Linked DNA regions of Homo sapiens: region 1 is linked to region 2. A link is a loop called in an ENCODE intact Hi-C map of the cell type or tissue named here. Cell type or tissue: CD14-positive monocyte. All regions are shown on one strand. Each heading gives the region's core, and the rest is flanking DNA. Links, peaks and the distances in the headings are about the cores only. Region 1 has its middle 25 kb from the start of SUMO4. Region 2 has its middle 67 kb from the start of TAB2-AS1.

What was found. Hi-C counts contacts between places; a loop is a spot of excess contacts. Peaks named below come from ENCODE experiments on the same cell type or tissue, not always from the same donor. Only the 100,000 strongest peaks of a DNase experiment are listed, where the experiment ranks them.
Region 1: a loop joins it to region 2, with 2.4 times the contacts of the local background. A loop is called at or near these places in 18 of 110 quality-filtered maps.

What each region holds. Positions count from the first base shown.
Region 1 is chr6:149,422,386-149,427,761 of GRCh38, forward strand. No RefSeq gene overlaps it. Among named protein-coding and RNA genes, the nearest start is that of SUMO4, 25 kb to the left of the region's middle. RefSeq lists an enhancer at 2,904-3,403. In CD14-positive monocyte, for the core only: no CTCF peak of the experiment used is centred there; no DNase peak of the experiment used is centred there.
Region 2 is chr6:149,187,441-149,192,816 of GRCh38, forward strand. No RefSeq gene overlaps it. Among named protein-coding and RNA genes, the nearest start is that of TAB2-AS1, 67 kb to the right of the region's middle. In CD14-positive monocyte, for the core only: CTCF peaks have their summits at 2,939 (motif pointing right) and 3,144; a DNase peak (open chromatin) is centred at 2,981.

The sequences.
Region 1 (5,376 bases), core at 173-5,172, 230 kb after region 2:
TACAGGCATGAGTCACCACACCTGGCTTTTTTTCTGTTATTGTATTTTTTTCCTAATATGTTTGTCTTCCTAATATGTTTGATCCACATATGCAGAATCCGCAGATCCAGAGGGCTGACTGACTGTATGTCCAGTGATTCTCTTTTATATAAAACTAACTCTGGTCACATTCACTATGTAGCATCTTATGCTGCCTAACAAATCCCAGACAACTATCAGACACCTCTGCTTTCCACAGTTAAGCCTTGATTTAGAAATCTTATTTTTATTTGCTTCACTCAGAGTGCTGTCCCATGTGCCAAGCATGGCCTGGGTTCTGGGGATACCGCAGTGAACAAGACACAAAGACCCCTGTGTTCACCTACCGTCCTGGCTCCCCTGGGCCTGGACTAGCTGTGAGGCCCTCTGTGCACTGAAGACCCTGCTCCATGTGCTACCATGTGCTTTGAGAGTGGTCTTGCTTTATTTTCGTTGTAGATTCCCTCTTTAGTAGCATGTGCTCAAATCCAGAAGAATAAATAAAATTCTGAAATGAGAGGGAGGCAGGTGTGTTGGCTTATGCCTATAACCGCAACACTGAGAGGCCAAGGAGGGAGGATCGCTTGAGGCCAGGAGTTTGAGACCAGCGTGGGCAGCACCCCATCTGTACCAAAAAAAAAAAAAAATTTAATCAGCCAGGTGTGGTGACGCACCTGTCATCCCAGCTGCTCAGGAGGCTGAACGTGGGACGATCCCTTGAGCCTGGGAGTTTGAGGCTGCAGTGAGCCATGATCATGCCACTGCACTCCAGCCTGAGTGATAGACTGAGACCCTGTCTCAATAACAAACAAAAAATAAATGCAAGGGAACGTTACTTAAAAACTATACACCTAAAACCGTAATGCTTTCCTGGCTTCTGCTTTTTGTGATATGATAAAGACACTCATTAGTCAAGGGATGTTGCTAAATGCTAAAAAAAAAAAAATCAGCTTTTCAGGCCCTCGGTACTGATTTTGTCTGTGATGTTGCCGCTGTTGTTGAGGTGGGGTGGAAAGGGAAATGGGAAGTAACAGCTTTGGGCCACGACTCCCCGAAGGCCAGTGGCTTCTGCTCCAGATACTGCACTAGCAGCGTCTCGCAATTTTGGTACCTCAGCCGCATCTGATGATTTCTTTTTTCTTTTTTTTAGGTTGGATAGATTCCTAAATCTGATCATCTGATCTCTCTCTCTCTCTCTCTCTCTCTCTCTCTCTCTCTCTCTCTCTCTCTCTCCCATCTTTAACAGGGAAGGGAGAGTGGAGGGCATCTCAAAAAGATCATTCCTCTCCACGTTAACTGCTGTGTTGGGAGGGAAGCCGTGCATCTGGTTTCTTTATTTGGGCTCCACTTTCTTGCTTTCTAAGCACATCACGAGGCTGTCCTTCGGTCAGCTGATCACTGTGGCATGGCCCTTAACTGCTGAATAAACAGAATGGAAGTCAAGCAAAAGAAAAGCACAAATACAGACAGAGGCATAATTACAAGGGAACATTTTCAGTTGAAAACATTGCTCACCGGGAAAAACTTTACAGAGAAAAGTTTAAGCTATTTTCAGCATTCCCTTCAGAAATATTTTCTTACAGGGCTGCTACTTCCATAGTTCAGAAGAAACTATTAGAGCAGAGGATTAAGGTTTCAATTAATTCCAAAAGACAGCACAAGCGAGGTCCAGCCAACTTCAAAGCGCCTGATTATTGATCATAGGACATGAGCGCCAAGCAGAGGAAGAAACAGCTTCACTGCGGGGGCTTCTGGGCTGCAGGAAGCAGTCGGGGTCCAAGCCCTCCTGCTGTCCTCTCCCAACTCTGTCTCAGAAGAGGCTGTTTGAAAACCAGAGTGAAGCCATCACCTTTGCTGCATGAGAATGAAGTTCTGCCTACAACAGGCACTTCCCCACCACCTCCATTTGCTGCGTTAGGGCATTTACACTTACGTGTGCCCATCTACAAAGCAGACATGGAAAAAATACACATCAACTACCACCATGTAAGTGCAAACTTCCACCTGTGCTGGGGAAACCAGGAGTGCCCAGGGCATTTTATACCTGCGGTTCTCAGAGGCCAGACTTCAAATCATCCCCAATCCAGAACTGATTTTTTTTCAGTGATTTGTAGCAAAACAAAAAAAAACAATATACTGAATTCTCACAAAGCTAAATTGGTTTTCTTTTCTTTTCTTTTCTTTTTCGAGGTGGAGTTTCACTTTTGTCACCCAGGCTGGAGTGCAGTGGCACAATCTCAGCTCACTGCAACCTCTGCCTCCCGGGTTCAAGCGATTCTCCTGCCTCAGCCTCCTGAGTAGCTGGGATTACAGGTATGTGCCACCACACCAAGCTAATTTTTTTTTTTTAGTAGAGACAGGGTTTTGCCATGTTGGCCAGGCTGGTCTCGAACTCCTGATCTCAGGTAATCCTCCCACCTCAGCCTCCCAAAGTACTGGGATTGCAGGCATGAGCCACCGCGCCCGGCCAGCTAAATTGCTTTTTAAGGCTGCCTTTTATTTGAACATTTTCAAATTTTGTTACAGACCCACACCCCTTGAGAAATGGGCCGGCAATGGATCTTTTACATCTGAAAAACAGCTCAGTTGCAGCAGCCACCGAGGCCTTTTTAGAGGCACAGAGAGAACGGGTACATGGGGAGTGGGAGAAGGAAAGACCAGACAGACAGATCCCTGGGCTGCTGTGCCAGGCTGAGAAAGGGCTGTGGGAGCCCTCTAGCCACAGCTGTCTGTCAGAGGAGGCCAGCATCTTCGTGGGTGACCTGCATCAGCACCCACTGTGCTGGTTCGTGGCTGGAAGCAGCCTGCAGGAATTCTGGGCACAGACATGGCGCTGTGTGCCCTACCCACAGGCACGGACACCCTCACTGTCCAGCAGCAGAGATTGAGTACAGAAGGGGCTTCTATGGGCGCAGTTTGCCCAGCTTAGCAGTCGCAGGGGGTGGTGCATAAGTAGACTGGACTGAATGGAGTCGTGGGTGGCTGTCCTCGCAGAGCCATCCCACCAAGAGGCTTGGCATTGGTGCTGGCGGGCTGGGAAGTCAGAGGCAGGAGCAGCTCAGTTGGCCTTGGTGAGTGAGGGTTCATGCTGGGCATAGATGTCACCTCCATCGTTGCCCCCAGGGCCACACCATCCTTCATGCCAGTTCCAGGGGGTCAGTAGCATAGTGTGACAAGTGTCAAGTGGCCAAGGCATTTTGCCAGCTTGGCTGTTCTGTGCTTTCCATGCTGGACGCTTTCTGATAGGCATATTCGTGCCCACTCCCATGTGCCCATGACATGCCCCTACCCAACACCTCCTCGTCTTCCATCTGCCAGGCCATTTATTTCCGACCCCTGACCAGACAGCCAGGCCATCTGCCCAGGGATCCATATATAGTCTCGCCTTGAGCCACTTCTCTTTCCACTCAAAGTGGATGGCCAGGGACACTGCTCATTGATCCACCCAGAGAGAAGGTTTTCCCTCCACTGATACTCACGGCCACCCCATGTCACTGGAATGTAGTCACCATGCATTTTCAGCTTGCACCCCCATGCTGAGCTGACCCACCCTTAAACCAAGTTTGGGCTCTGTCCCCCTCCTTAACTGGTTGTATAGGACCCTCCTGACGGCCATAAGTGTGAGCTGAGGAAGGGATGCTGGGAGTGACAGGGGGTCGGGGCCCCCGCTCATGCAGCCTTATGCCATCTGATTCTGCTGAGCCTGATCCTGCCTGTACCATGCCCACCCTGAAATGGACTGATGGTGGGGCCATGCAACTTTACGACTTGTGAATCTGGCAGAACCCAGCTCATAGTAGACACTTCTGGATGCCTGGCCACTTGGTACCCTGTGATCAGCGTCCCGTAACATGCCAGGAGCTACTTTTCAAAAGCAGGCTAATTCTTGGCTGTGGATAGCACTGCCTTCTCCAAAGTTCCGAGATCTGTGCTGGGATTCTCCCACTGAGCTTGCTGTAAGCTCTACCCAGCATCTCTTTCTACCACCTGCACCTTCAGCACCATGAGGTTGGCTGGGCCTTACAGTCCAAGCAGCAGGGCTGCTTAGTGGGAGCCTGGACCTGCGAGGGAGCCGCCTTCTGCTCCTAAGCCCACATGAAGCAGACAGCTTTTCATGTCACCTGGTACGTGCGCTGCAGAAGTGTTCCTAGGTGTGGAATGTGTTGCCTCCAGAACCCAAAGAGGCCTACCAGGCACTTTGTTTTCTTCTGTGTGATCGTTGGTGCAAGATACAGCAATTTGTCTTTAAATTTGGGGAGCAGATATGTGGGCATGCCCCTGACCGCTGGACCTCCGAACAGCTCGCTGAAGTGGCAAGTCCTTGAATCTCCACGGGATTTGCCTCCCACCTGCTTGTGGGCCTGCGTCTTACCTGGGCTTTGCTCACCTGCCACCTTTAGCTCTTCCTACCTGATGGGCACGCATGAAGTCATCAGTGCACTGGGCCCTACGCTGTTCTGTGGGAAGGCCAGGCAGTTCAGACCGCGCTGGCTTAGATTATGAGGGAGGGCAGGAGAATTAACATAGCCCTGAGGTAAACTGTAAATGAATGTTGTTGTCCATCCACGTGAATGCAAACTTTCTGATCCTCTCTTCCAGTTAGAATAGGAAAGGATACATTTGCCAACTCAAAGGCTACATACCATGTCCCTCAGGCCTTCTTATTTTGCTTTAACAATCCAGTACCTGACGCTGCCGTTGACATCAGAGCTTTTATTGGGTTGAGCCTGCAGTAGTCCATGCTGTCTCTCCGGGATCTGTCCAGTTTCCACAGGGGCCAGGCCGGTCAGTGAAATGGAGGGAGATAGGATGGGACCACCACCTCTTCACCCTTTACGTCTTTCCTGGGGTTACTAATCTCCACCATTTCTCCTGAGGTGCAATGGTGTTTCTGATGTATGTTTTTGGCAGGGGATGGGGGTTGGGGAGAGTGGGGATAGAGAGTCCCACAGGCCGAGGACCCCAGGTAGTGGCGACACCAGCTGCCAAATACATCAATTCCAATTGCACATTCACAGAAGTGTCACAGGTCCTGTCCCACACTGCCCTGCACAGTGTGGGACAGGACCTGCAGAAATGGTCACAGGTGGGACCGCGGACTCAGTGGACTACTGAGAGCCAAACTGTAGCCGGGATTCCATCTACTATCCCAACCCCAGTAAGTCATCTCTCCAACAATAGGGTCGCAGAAATACTCGGGGCCATGCGTGTCAGTGTCAGTGCAGACCCTGTGTCCACCAGTCCTCAAAATGTCTGGGCATTGCCCCTTCCCAGCGTCCAGCCACCTGAGTCAATGGCCAGGGGTCCCTTTGGTGGAGGACTGGGGGGGTCAGTATGGGATACATGTGACACAGTGTT
Region 2 (5,376 bases), core at 248-5,247:
TGGTCCTGGACTTTTTTTGTTGCTGCCAATTATTTTATTACCATATCAGTCTTGTTGCTTGTTATGGGTCTGTTCAGAGTTTATATTTCTTCCTGGTTTAATCTAGGAGGGTGGCATGTTTCCAGGAATTTATCCATCTCCTCTGGGTTTTCTAGTTTGTGTATGTAAGGTGTTCGTAGTAGGCTTGAATAATCTTTTGTATTTCTGTGGCATTGGTCGTAGTATCTGCTGTTTCATTTCTAATTGAGCTTATTTGAATATACTTTCTTCTTTTATTAGTTTCACTAATGGTCTATTGATGTTATTTATCTTTTCAAAGAACCAGCTTTTTGTTTCATTTGTCTTTTGTGTTTTATTTGTTTCAATTTCATTTAGTTGTGCTGTGATCTTAGTTATTTTTTTTCTTCTGCTGGGTTTGGGTTTGGCTTGTTCTTGCTTCTCCAGTTCCATGAGGTGTGACCTTAGATTGTCTATTTTGCTCTTTCAGACTTTTCTGATGTAGGCATTTAATGCTCTGAACTTTCCTCTTAGCACCACTTTTGCTGTGTCCCAGAGGTTTTGATAGGTTGTGTTATTATTGTCATCCCATTCAAATAATTTTTTAATTTCCATCTTGATTTGATTGTTGACCCTACAATTATTCAGGGGCAGGTTATTTAATTTCCTTGTATTTGCATGGGTTTGAGCGCTCCTTTTTGGGTTGATTTCCAATTTTATTCCACTGTGGTCTGAGAGAGTATTTGATAAAATTTCAATTTTCTTAAATTTATAGAGGCTTATTTTGTGGCCTGTTATATGGTCTATCTTGGAGAATATACCATGTGTTGATGAATAGAATGTATATTCTTCAGTTGTTGGGTAGAATGTTCTATACATATCTGTTAAGTCAATTTGTTCTAGGGTATAGTTTAAGACCATTGTTTCTTTGTTGACTTTCTGTGTTGATGATCTGTCTAGTACTGTCAGTAGAGTATTGGAGTCCCCCACTATTATTGTATTGCCATCTATCTCATTTCTTAGGTCTAGTAGTACTTGTTCTATAAATCTGGGAGCTCCAATATTAGCTGCATGTAATATTTAGGATTGTAATATAATGTCCCTCTTTGTCTTTTTTAACTGTTGTTGCTTTAATATCTGTTTTGTCTGATATGGTAATAGCTACTCCTGCTTGCTTTTGGTGTCCATTTGTATGGAATATCTTTCTCCACCCTTTTACCTTAAGTTTATGTGAGTCCTTATGTTAGATGAGTCTCTTGAAGGCAGCAGACATTTGGTTGGTGAATTGTTATCCATTCTGCCATTCTGTATCTTTTAAGTGGAGCATTTAGGCCATTTATATTCAGCATTAGTATTGAGATGTGAGGTACTATTCTATTCATCATGCTAATTGTTGCCTGAATACCCTGTGGGTTTTTTTTCTTCATTGTTATTGTTTTATAGGTCCTGTGAGATTTATGCTCTAAGAAGGTTCTATTTTGGTGTATTTTGAGGTTTTGTTTCAAGATTTAGAGCTCCTTTCATCAGTTCTTATAGTGTTGGCTTGGTAGTGGCAAATTCTCTCAGCATTTGTTTGTCTGAAATAGACTATATCTTTCCTTTGTTTGTGAAGCTTAGTTTCGCTGGATACAAAATTCTGGGCTGATAATTGTTTCGTTTAAGGAGGCTAAAGATAAGACCCCAATCCCATCTAGCTTATAGGGTCTCTGCTGAGAAACCTGTTGTTAATCTGATACATTTTCCTTTATAGGTTACCTGATGCTTTTGCCTCACAACTCTTAAGATTCTTTCCTTCTTGACTTTAGGTAACTTGATGACTATGTGCCTAGGCAAAGAGCTTTTTGTGATGAATATCTTGGGTGTTCTTTGAGCTTCTTATATTTGGATGTCTAAATCTCTAGCAAGGCCAGGGAAGTTTTCCTCGATTATTCCCTCAAATATGTTTTCCAGACTTTTGCGTTTATCTTCTTCCTTGGGAACATCAATTATTCTTAGGTTTGGTTGTTTAACAGAATCCCAAACTTCTTGGAGGCTTTGTTCATTATTTTGATTCTGTTTTATTTGTCTTTGTCAGATTGGGTTAATTTGAAAGCCTTGTCTTTGAGCTCTGAAGTTCTTTCTTCTATTTGTTCAATTCTATTGTTGAGGTTTTTCCACGTATTTTGCATTTCTCTAAGAGTGTCCTTCATTTCCAGAAGTTGTGACTACTTTTTATTTATGCTATGTACTTCTCTGGAGATTTTTCCATCCATATCCTGTAACATTTTTTAAATTTCTTTAAGTTGGTATTCACCTTTCTCTGGTGCCTCCTTGAGTAACTTAATAATTGACCTTCTGAATTCTTTTGCTGGCAATTCAGATATTTCTTCTTGGTTTGGATTCGTTGCTGGTGAGCTAGTGTGATCTTTTGGGGGCATAATAGAACTTTGTTTTGTCATATTACCAAAATTGTTCTTCTGGTTCCTTCTCATATGGGTACACTGTGTCAGAGAAAAGATCTGGGGCTCAAGGGCTGCTGTTCATTTTCTTTTGCCCCACAGGTATTCCCTTGATGTGGCACACTCCCCTTCCTCTAGGGATGGGGCTTCCTAAGAGCCAGAGTGCAGTGATTGTTATTTCTCTTCTGATTCTAGCCACCCCGTGGAGCTACCAGGCTCTGGGCTGGTACTGGGGAGTGTCTGCAAAGAGTCCTGTGATGTGATCCATCTTCAGGTGGATACCAGCACCTGCTCCAGTGGAGGTAGCAGAGGAGTGAGGTGGACTTTTTGTGGGAACTTTGTTGTAGTTTTGTTTAGTGTGCTGGTTTTCTCTAATGCTGGTTGTCCTGGCAGTAAAGTTGTCATGTAGACAGACTCAGGACCTCTGGTTATCCAGGATGTTACAGGCAGTAGAGTTAGCTGTTTTCTCCTTTCTTGGGACAAGGCTGTTCTTTTATGAGTTGCTGTAATGGTTTGTGTTGATTGGCCTCCAGCCAGGAGGTGGCGCTTTCAAGACAGCATCAGCTGTGGTAGTACAGGGAGGATACAAGCCTGCCCTAGGTTGGCCAGGTGATGGGTGAAGCCACAGAGCTTCAAAGAGATAATGTCTTTTGTCTTTGGCTACCAGGGCAGGTAGAGAAAGACCATCAGGTGGGGGCAGTGTTAGGCATGTCTGAGCTCAGACTCTCCTTGGGCAAGGCTTGCTGTGGCTGCTATAGGGGATGAGGGTGTTTTTCTCCAGCTGACAGAGTTATGTTTCCTGGGGGATTATGGCTGCCTCTGCTGCATCATACAGGTTGCCAGGGAAGTGGTGGAAAGTTGGCAGTGACAGGCCTCACCCAGCCCCTATGCAGCCAAAAAGGCCAGTCTCAATCCCCCTGTGCTCCCCCAACAGCACCAACTTTATATCCAGGCAGCCGGTGAGAAAACTTTTTTTTAAAAGATCATTTTTCCTCAATTTTAATATTTAAGAAAATATATTTATTTATAAAAAATATTTTTTAAAGAATAAAACATTTTTAAAGTCTTCAAGGCAAAACCAATAACAATGTATTGGCAAAAATCATGATGCCAGAGTAGAGGGGCTAAATTAGCCCTAACTAAAGGATGTGGTGGGCCCACCATAACAAGCTTAAAAGAAAGTCTTAAAAAGATAAAACTGATCCCAAGTAACTTAACTGCTAAAAAGGAAAAAAGTCGGTATTCATTAAAGAAATACAGTAAAATGAGCACTCAACAACGTAAAATTGACAATGGCTAAGATTCAATCAAAAATCACAAAGCATGTAAAGAAACGAGAAGAGATTACCTATAACCAGGAGAAGAATCAATTACAGACTCAGAAATGCCAGAGATAATAGAATGGGTAGAAGGACCTTAAAAGATTTAATATTGAAAGATTAAGATTTTAAAATCTTATTAACATGTTCAAAGATATAAAATAAAACATAAAGATAATGATAAAAGAAATAGCAGATATGAAAAAGATCCAAATAGAACTTGTAGAGGTTAAAAAAAATCTGATATGAGAAATCCACATGGAACTTGTAGAGGTTAAAAAAAAATATGATAGGAGAAATATAATGATAAGATTAACAGCAGATTAGACACTGCAGACAAGGGATTGACTGCAAAGGGTAATGAGAGCCTTTTGGAGGTCCATGGAAATGTTCTATGTCTTAACTTGATTGTGGCAGTGATTACATGATTGTATACATTTATCAGGTCATCAGACTGTTCACTTAAAATAAATGAGTTATACTGGGTGCAAAGTATACCTCAATAAAACTAGTTTTTAAATACTACAGCAAATGAAAGATGTCAGACTTAAAGGACTACATACTATAAGGGTCCAAATATATGAAACTTCTTCACCTAATTTATAGTGACAGAAAGCAGACCAGTGGTTGCCTGGGGGCAGAGTGAGAGAACAGTAGGAGGATAACTGCAAAGGGATGATGGAAATACTCTATACATTCATTGACATGGTGATTACATGGGTGTAAACATTTGCCAAACTCACCCAACTCTACACTTAAAATAGATGTGTTTTATTTTATGTAATTACACCCCAATAAAGTTGAGAGATAAAGCAAAGAAATGGTTATATGTAAGTCTTCCTGTAAATGTGTGTTGGGGGGAGTTGGCATTTTTCTCAGCAGGTCTGGACTGGTCAAAGCATTTTAAAATTTCAACCAATAGTATTTGGACTGAAGACCCACTGTTCTATTCCTGGAAATTTCCCCTATACTGAGAATAGTTATTTAATACTCCAAGGAATATTAATGTGAGTTCAAAATGAAGATCACTGGTGTTCAAAAAACTTCATTAAAAGCAATAGTGGAACACCTTTACAAGCCTCTAAAAGGTAAGTTTAAATAGCAAGACTTTTAAAGGTAAAGGAAGGAGCAGCTACCTAGGTATTTTTTGACCTATTGGGCTTCTCAGTGTTGTTAGTGTCCCTGCTCATAGTCATCTAGGGATCTAAGAAAGCCAGTATCAGTGTAGTGGATGTTGTGGTACCCAGCCAAGCCCTTCCCTTCAAGACCAAGACACTCAGTTCCCCAGCACCCTGGAGTGTTCACTTCCGATGGCTGCTAAATTTGCTCCCTGTTAAAGGGAACTGCCTGGCCCAAGTTTACATCCCCTCCTCCATGGTAACCCACCTCCAGTGAGGGGTTAATGTGGGGGTACAAAGGCCTTGCCTCCTTACCCTAATTCAGGACAACTCAGAAGGACCATCTCAGCTCTGGAGCTCCCTGTGGGAGCAGCTGAGGTCCCTGTTGCAAATTTGCTGCGGTTCATTTCTCCCTCTCCCAATCCTGCTTCCCTCTCCCTCCCTCACCCCTCATTCTTTTCTTTTTTTTTTTTTTTTTTTTTTTTTGACAATGTCTATCTTCTC